Regions from separate parts of the Homo sapiens genome. Here region 1 is linked to region 2. A link is a loop called in an ENCODE intact Hi-C map of the cell type or tissue named here. Cell type or tissue: ovary. All regions are shown on one strand. Each heading gives the region's core, and the rest is flanking DNA. Links, peaks and the distances in the headings are about the cores only. Region 1 overlaps PRRX2 (paired related homeobox 2). Region 2 has its middle 9.1 kb from the start of PTGES.

Region 1 (4,383 bases), core at 81-4,080, 49 kb before region 2:
GGAGACCCCCAGAATCCCAGCACCACGAGGATCTTGGGGCTGGCTTCCCATGCCGAGGTGACTCAGGCAGCAGTGTGGGGAAGTGGCTAAGACCCCGGACTGTGTGCTGCTCTCTGAGTTCCAATCCCAGCTCTGGTCTTTCCTGGTCATGTGGCATCAGTATGTCATTTAACTCTCTGTTCCTCAGTTTCCTCCTACGTAAAATGGAACTAGGAGCCAGCCGTGTTGGGTTGTTATGAGGGTTAAATGAGGTAGATCCTGTTATTCCCATTTTTCAGGTGAGATTCTCTTTTTTTTTTTTTTTTTTTTTTTTGAGACAGAGTCTTGCTTCGTTGCCCAGGCTGGAGTGCAGTGACATGATCTCGGCTCACTGCAACCTCCACCTCCCGGGTTTAAGCAATTCTCATGCCCCAGCCTCCCAAGTAGCTGGGATTATAGGTGCACACCACCACACCCAGTTAATTTTTTTGTACTTTTAGTAGAGACCGGGGTTTCACCATGTTGGCCGGGCTGGTCTCAAACTCCTGACCTCAGGCATTCCACTCGCCTCGGCCTCCCAAAGTGCTGGGATTACAGGCATGAGCCACGGCGCCCGGCCTCAGGTGAGATTCTTGAGGCTGGGAGCGGTTAAAGGTTCACCCACGGCACTCTGCTAGTGAGGCGGACCGGCCTGAGAGCCAGACCCGGACCGGCCACCTCCTTAACCAGTAGGCGGTACTGCCTTCCATTCCTTACTGGGGGAGGTGAGAATCCTCCCTCAAGCCTCCCTCAGGGCCACTTGTGTCCTTGCTGATGATGCCAGGCAGTGGCTAAGGATGTGGTTTCAGAGTTCCTGTCTGAGCCCTTCTCCCAGGGGCCCTTCAAAGGAACCCAAATCTCTACCAAGAAATCTCAGGGGGAAACCGAAGCCTCCACGGCCTCTCCACCCTACCCCACCTCCACTTCTTGCCTAAGACGTTCCAGGCTGTAAATATTTCTCCAGCTCCGAGGCTCCTCTGAGAAGGCCCAGTGTTAATTTGTTAAATCCACATCGAGGTCCCAAGGACCCGTTGTTTGTTTTTGCGATCCTGTTGGCAGAGATCACGTTGGGGGTGGTGAGGAGGGCTGCTTATTTGCTCAGAATAAATGCTAATTAATAAAAGTTATTTATTTGGGTTGGAGCTCACCTCAGCCCGGGGGTCAGGCGCAAACTGACTATTTGAAGCAAAAACAAATAGAGTGTGTCTCTCAACAGCTTGAGAAAGGCAGGAACGAAGAGGCTGAGTTTATTTGTCTTAGGAAGAATCTGCAGTTAATTCCCTCCAGACTATTTAGACCCTTAAATTACACGGAATAAGAAAAACCATAGGCACAGGGGAGGGCGGTGGGAACACTTGATCATTTGGCTGAGAGCAGAGTTTTTAAATGCCTTTGGCCCCCAGTCAGCCAACTAAATGGTACGTGTGAAATAATTTAATGGCAGAAAACCGTGCACCAGTCATTTTTTCACTGTAATGTAATCGGGGACGATGTCGTTTTGGTTTTAAGGAGGAGACAGCGCGAGACAGGCCTCCCCCATCTGAGCTCGTTTCTCTCCTCTGGGATCCAGGCCCCCTACAAAAGCAGCTAAACAGCCTGGTCAAAGGGAGGCGGTTTCATGCTTTGTTTCAGTCTCAGGGAAAAGCAGAACTTTTCCTGAACAAAAAGAGACTCTGGGCACGGCCCTCCTTGGAGAGTGCAGACGCAGGGTTTGCTGACCGGAGGAGAGGGCCCCCGTGAAAAGGCAGGGACCTGACGCCAGTGGCCTGAGGCTTAGAGAGTATTTATTTTATTGATTTCCTAAATGCTTTAAGCCCAAGCACGGAGTCCCCAGAGGAACACACACGCCCACCACAATGCATTTCTCAGGAGGTGATTCAGGAACTTAGGGCAACAAATATCCGGCACATCCGCTCGGAGGCGGAGGCGAGCGCCAGAGCCCCCGGCTAAGTCCAGAGCTGTGGGTTCGAGTTCTGGTCCGCGGGGAGGTGCTGCCTGGGTCCTCCTCCCCGTCCGCGTTCCTTCCCAGCCTCAGCCCACGGCAGGGGTGCAGCCCCATCTTTCTGCTGTAGGCTGGGCTACAGGGACGAAAGGATCATGGAGAAAGGTCCTTGTCTTCTCATACAGAGCTGGCTGCACAAAAGCAATCATGTTAAGGGGAGTGAACATTTATTGAGCAATTACTATGTCCTTGGCACTGAGCTACACTCAACTCCTCACAGCAGCTTGGTGTGTCCTTCAGCAAGGTGCTATCCCACACCCTCCCAGGGGTGAGGGCTTCCTTTAGGACGAAGAGGTGACGTGAGGCTGGAGGCCTCCCACCATGGCATCTCCTGACCCCGCCCACCCATGGGATCAGAGAGCTGGGACTGAGCGTGTGACAGGCCCCCTACGCTGCTGAGCCTGGGAGCGAGGTAGAAGAGGGAGGAGGCCCCGTGAAGAGGGGTTCGCAGCCTTGGCTTGGCCAGGCCTCCCAGCAGACATCGATTTCTTCCTTTTTTTTCTTTCTTTTTTTTTTTTAGACGGAATTTCACTCTTGTTGCCCAGACTGGAGTGCAATGGCGTGATCTCAGCTCACTGCAACCTCCGCCTGCCGGGTTCAAGTGATTCTCCTGCCTCGGCCTCCTGAGTAGCTGGAATTACAGGTGCCCGCCACCATGCCTGGCTAATTTATTTATTTATTTATTTATTTTTAGTAGAGATGGGGTTTCACCATGTTGGCCAGGCTAGTCTTGATCTCCTGACCTCAGGTGTTCCGCCTGCCTCGACCTCCCAAAGTGCTGGGATTATAGGCATGAGCCACTGCACCTGGCCAACAGACATCGATTTCAATCCCAGATGTACGACGTTGGGCAAGACACTCTCACAGCTTCAGTTTCCGTGTGTGTAAAATGATTCCATTGGTAGCTCACGCCTGTAATCCCAGCATTTTGGGAGGCCAAGGCAGGTGGATCACCTGAGGTCAGGAGTTCGAGACCAGCCTGGCCAACATGGTGAAACCTCATCTCTACTAAAAATACAAAAAAAATTAGCCAGGCATGTGGCGGACGCCTGTAATCCCAGCTACTCGAGAGGCTGAGGTAGGAGAATCGCTTGAACCCAGGAGCCGGAGGTTGCAGTGAGCCGAGATCGTGCCACTGTACTCCAGCCTATAATCCCAGCTGCTCTGGAGGCTGAGGTAGCAGAATCGCTTGAACCCAGGAGGCAGAGGTTGCAGTGAGCCGAGATCGCACCACTGCACTCCAGCCTGGGGGACAGAGCGATACTCTGTCTCAAAAAAAAAAAAAAAAAGTAATAAAATAAAATAAAATGGCACAGTGCCTCCTAGGGTGGATGCAGGGGACGGTGGGTGGCCACACGTGGAGCACTTGGCACCACTCCTGTCCCAACCGGCTCTGGCTGAGCGCATCCCATCACAGCTGCCTTGGCACGACCCTGGGCAGAGCTGACTTGGGAAGCAGTGAGGACGCCAGCCAGTGTTGGGGGCGGTCTGGGGCTGGCTGGGGTGGGGGTAAATGCCTCTGCATGAGGATTTTGGCTCCATGTCGCCACACAGCTTAACTGGCATGAAAGTGGAGCTGTTTCTTCGGGCGCTTACTCGGCAAGGCGAAGGCTGCAAAATGGTTTTCATTTAAACACCCCCAGGTTTGAATTGCTCAGAAACTTCCCGAAAATGTCTCCTTTTTTGGCTGAAATGCCTCCTGTGTTGGGTGTGTGCCCAAGAGGAACTGCCTGAAGGGGGGTGGAAATGACCCCTGCAATGACTGGCTTTCCAGAAACTTCCATCCCTGCTTTCAGGCTATTGATCACCACCCAGTTTTCAGCGCAAGGGCTCTTGTTTCGGTTTAAAGTTTCTTCCTCATCGAGGTGGTGGGGGTGGAAAGACATTCACAGGCAGCAGACATTCTCATCCATCCTCGCCTTTGCTTGAGGAGTGAAGAGTGAAGCGGTCCCGGCAATGAGACCAGCTCCACAGGGCCACCACGTGCTCCCTCCCCACTGCCCCCACAGCCCCCGCCTGGTCCCGTATGTTTGCAAGTATTTCCCAAAGGGGGAAACTTCTGAACATAACCTCCTAGTCATCCCTCTAAACCAGGGTTTCTCAACCTCAGTGCCATTGACATTTTGGACAAGATAATTCATTGACGTGGGGGCCTGTCCTGTGTCTTGAAAGATATTTAGCAAGGCCAAGCATGGTGGCTCGTGCCTGTAATCCCAGTACTTTGGGAGGCTGAGGCAGGAGAATTGAGGTCAGGAGTTTAAGACCAGTCTTGGCAACATAGTAAGACCTCATCTCTACATTAAAATAAAAATCAGCTGGGCATGGTGGCAGGCACCTGTAGTCCCAGCTACTTGGGAGGCTGA
Region 2 (4,383 bases), core at 308-4,307:
GGGATGATGCCACCCTGCTTAAGGACAGCAGTCAGATGGGTGATGGCCGCGGGGTCACTGGGCATTGTCCTCTCACTCGACACTGGGCTAATCACAGAGGTCATCAGATTTCAGGGAGGTATGTCTAGGAGGCCCGTTTTAGAGATATGGAGCCCGAGTCCTGGGTTAGTGGTTGTCCTTATCCTGACCCCACAGCTGGCCTTTGGTAGTGGAGGACGTTCTCGTCACACAGGCAGCCCTGTTCTAGCTGTGGGGCTGTCGGCTCGTGCCCATAGCACCTGATACCTGGTAAGCTCTCAAGAGACAGCTGACTTTACTACTCAGCCTTCCACGTGCAATTTCAGGGTCCCTCCATTCCCTAACTTCATGCTTCCCTGAGTCAGGAAACTGAAAGTGAGCTCTTCCCCTCTTACAAATGTGGAAAAGCGGGACTGCTCCAGTGATAAGAAAGTTCCAGTGGTCAGAAAAGCCTGGAGGGCGGGCATGGTGGCTCACACCTGTCATTCCAACACTTTGGGAGGCCAGGGCGGGAGGGTCCCTTGACTGCAGAAGTGTGAGACCAGCCTGGGTAACACAGTGAGACCCTGTCTCTACCAAAAAAAAAAAAAAAAAAAATTAGCCGGCCATGATGGTGCGCACCTGTAGTCCCAGCTACACTTGACCCCAGGTGTTCAAGGCTGCAGTGAGCCATGCTGTGATCCCGCCACTGCCCGGGTAAAAGAGCGAGACCCTGTCTCAAAATAAATAAATAAATAAAAATAAACAGGCCGGAAGCAGTGGCTCATGCCTGAAATCCCAGCACTTTGGGAGGTTGAGGCGGGCAGATCACGAGGTCAGGAGTTCGAAACCAGCCTGGCCAACATGGTGAAACCCCATCTCTACTAAAAATACAAAAAAATTAGCCGGGCATGGTGGTGGGTGCCTGTAATTCCAGCTACTCGGGAGGCTGAGGCAGGAGAATCACTTGAACCCAGGAGGTGGAGGTTACAGTGAGCCGAGATCACACCATTGTACTCCAGCCTGAGTGACAAGAATGAAACGCCATCTCAAAAAAAAAAAAAAAAGAAAAGAAAGCAAAGACAGGGTATCCACGCAATGGAATATTACTCAGCCATAAAAAGAAATGAAATCCTGACCCATGCTGTGACGTGGATGAACCTGGAAAACATGATGTGAAGGGAGAGAAGCCAGACATAAAAGGTCACTTTTTTTTTTTTTGGTTTTTTTTTTTTTTTTGAGACGGAGAGTTGCCCAGGCTAGAGTGCAGTGGTGCCATCTCGGCTCACTGCAACCTCCACCTCCTGGGTTCAAGCGGTTCTTCTGCCTCAGCCTCTGGAGTAACTGGGACAACAGGTGTGCAGTCACATGTTTTATGATGATTCCACGCATATAAAATGTCCAGAATGGGCAAATCTATAGAGAGAGAAAGCAGATTTGTGGTTGCCAGCGGGTAGGCGGGGTGGGGAAATGGGAATGACTGCTTCATGCGTATAAAGTTTTCTTCTGGGATGATGAAAATGTTCTGGAAATGGATGGTAAAGATGGTTGCAAAATATTGTGACTGTACCAATGACATGGAATTGCACACTTGAAGATGGTTAGTTTTATGGTAAGAGAAAACTGAAACTGAGCTTCTGTCTTGTTTATGGCTGAATTTACAGTGCCTAGCATGGTGTGCGCCCAGAGCTGTGCTTGGTAAATATTTGTGGAAAGACAGACGGCCTGAACGTGTGCGTTAAATGCAGGGGAATTCCTGGAGCTGACTGTGATGCCGCCCTCTCCTTCTGTCTCTGGAGAGACAAACACACTTGTGACTGCCTGAGTTCTGACCACAGTCCAGCAGCCCCTGATGGAACCCATCTGCTGCTCCTTGGACTCTGGGCCTCTCATCCCACTGCTGATGTGCAGGGCTGTGGACACACAAGGAGCATTTCCTGGCTGAAGCTCCGGGACTGGACCCCACTCACAGGAGAGGCGGATGGGGGAGAAGGAAGAGGAGAAATGTTTGTCTCAGCACAAACCACTGCCATTTCCAGGGAAGCTGCTGTCACCCTGAGTGTGGCTCAAAGCAGAGGCTCTGGAGTCAGAGGGAGCCGAGACCCTCCCATGCCTGGCTGCCCATGCATTAACTAGGCACATACAGTCTCATGCTCACACGCACACGGCCCACAAATGCTGCTTCCCACGGGCTGCAGAGGAGATGGGCAATTCCTGTGTGCAGCTCTCAGACACATCAGGGACCCATTTCCTAGGAGCCCTGTGGGGAGCTCCACATTCCTCAGATTGGATTCAGCCAGTGATTAGCTACCGGGAAGTTGGCTGGAGTTTTCAAACCACTCCCACTTTCTCAGTAGCCTCCAAGCCCCAAAACAACCTCCATTCCACAAGAAGCACCACCCCTTTCCCTGAGGGCCTTTGTCACTCGGACAGCACTTTATGACTTGTTTGTGTTTTTTTTTTTTTGTTTTTTTTTTTGTTGTTGTTTTTTGAGTCTTGCTCTGTTGCCCAGGCTGCAGGCTGGAGTGCAGTGTCATGATCTTGGCTCAGGTTCAAGTAATTCTCCTGCCTCAGCCTCCTGAGTAGCTGGGATTACAGGTGTGCACCACCATGCCTGGCTAGTTGTTTTTTTGTATTTTTAGTAGGGACGGGGTTTCACCATGTTGGCCAGGCTGGTCTTGAACTCCTGACCTCAAGTGATCCGCCCCCCTTGGCCTCCCAAAGTGCTGGGATTACAGGCGTGAGTCATCACGCCTGACGGACTGGTTTTTGCTAATCATCCAAATATGCCAGATGCTGCAATTGTCAAGGAGGAAATGTGTGCATCTTATTTTACTTCTGATACAAGGGTCATCTCTGCAACTTCCTGAGTTCCATCTCAACTGCAACCTTCCCAGGCACGAGGAACTCATTATAGTAACAGTAATAACAGCAAACGGCTGGGCGTGGTGGCTCACGCCTGTAACCCCAGCACTTTGGGAGGCCGAGGCAGGCGGATCGCCTGAGGTCAGGAGTTCAAGACCAGCCTGGCTAACATGGCGAAACCCCATCTCTACTAAAAATACAAAAATTAGCTGGGCATGGTGGCGTGTGCCTATAATCCCAGCCACTTGGGAGTCTGAGGCGGAAGAATCGCTTGAACCTGGGAGGCGGAGGTTGCAGTGAGCCGAGATTTCGTCATAGCACTCCAGCCTGGGTAACAAGAGTGAAACTCTGTCAAAAAAAAAACAAAAAAAACAGCAAACAATGGTGTCATTTGTTAGGCACCTCCTAATGGCCAGACACCCTTTAGGTGCTTTATATTTTATACCAGCATCATCACCCTGTACTGTGGAGCATTATCAGGCCCATGTTACAGAGGGAGATAAAGGATCAAGCCAGTGAATGACCTTACCTAAGAATAACAGATCTGGACAGAGATGTAGTTGGCTCCAGCCAGAGCCCATGCTCTTGACCCCCAGGCAGAGCTGAGAGAGCTGAGGTTTGAGTTCAGGCCAGCTGTTCCCTTCTTGCACAACTTTCCTTGTTCAAAATTCTTCAAGATTCTTTCCTTATAGTGAGCTGGATCTGCCTTTTAGGGCCACAGAGAACACACACACGTACACACACACACACTCCCTCTCTCCCTTTTCCTCTCCACTGCCCTTCAGAAATTGGAGGACACCACCCAGTTCACCCAAAATCTTGTCTTCCAGGCGAAACAACCACTGCCCCGTGAGCTCATCCTTGGATGTCAGGTTTTCCAGCCCCTGTAACCACTGCTTCGTTGCAGTTTGTAAAGGTCCCTCTTAGAGGGGCCTTATCCCATGTGCTGCTGACTCAGCTCAGACTGCCGGGAGCCTCCATCCTTTGCTGGGACCCCCCTCACTGCTATTAGCACAGGAAGAATTGTGACTCCAAGCAGGTCTGGCCACATCATTTGTAAAGTCCAGTACAAAATGAAAATGCAAAGCCCCTTGTTCAAAAATTGTTAAGGCTCACGCCTGTAATCCCAGCACTTTGGGAGGCAGAGGCGGGCGGATCACGAGGTCAGGAGGTCGAGACCATCCTGGCTAACACGGTGAAACCCCGTCTCTACTAAAAAAAAAAAATACAAAAAATTAGCCGGGCGTGATAGCGGGGACCCGTAGTTCCAGCTACTCGGGAGGCTGAGGCAGGAGAATGGCGTGAACCTGGGAGGCGGAGCTTGCAGTGAGCCGAGATCGTGCCACTGCACTCCAGCCTGGGCGACAGAGCGAGACTCCGTCTCAAAAAAAAAAAAAAAAAAAAGAGAATTTCAAGACAGGGACAGAAAAAATTAAAGCAAGCCTAGGGGTTCCTTCTTCGTGCAGGGCCCTGTGTGACTGCAGGAAGCCGGCCCAGATTCCAAGCTCAGGACGACTCGAC

The links. Hi-C counts contacts between places; a loop is a spot of excess contacts. Peaks named below come from ENCODE experiments on the same cell type or tissue, not always from the same donor. Only the 100,000 strongest peaks of a DNase experiment are listed, where the experiment ranks them.
Region 1: it touches region 2 in a loop (5-fold over the local background); 1 of 110 quality-filtered maps calls a loop at or near these places.

The regions. Positions count from the first base shown.
Region 1 is chr9:129,711,111-129,715,493 of GRCh38, forward strand. All of the region lies in intron 1 of PRRX2 (paired related homeobox 2), which reads left to right. PRRX2-AS1 (PRRX2 antisense RNA 1) reads right to left here. Exons shown (of 2, transcript NR_132102.1): 2 at 1,784-2,151. Among named protein-coding and RNA genes, the nearest start is that of PRRX2-AS1, 5.4 kb to the right of the region's middle. RefSeq lists an enhancer at 1,312-2,127. In ovary, for the core only: no CTCF peak of the experiment used is centred there; a DNase peak (open chromatin) is centred at 1,703; H3K27ac peaks cover 629 bases.
Region 2 is chr9:129,759,912-129,764,294 of GRCh38, forward strand. No RefSeq gene overlaps it. Among named protein-coding and RNA genes, the nearest start is that of PTGES, 9.1 kb to the left of the region's middle. In ovary, for the core only: no CTCF peak of the experiment used is centred there; DNase peaks (open chromatin) are centred at 1,882, 3,128 and 3,476; H3K27ac peaks cover 2,416 bases.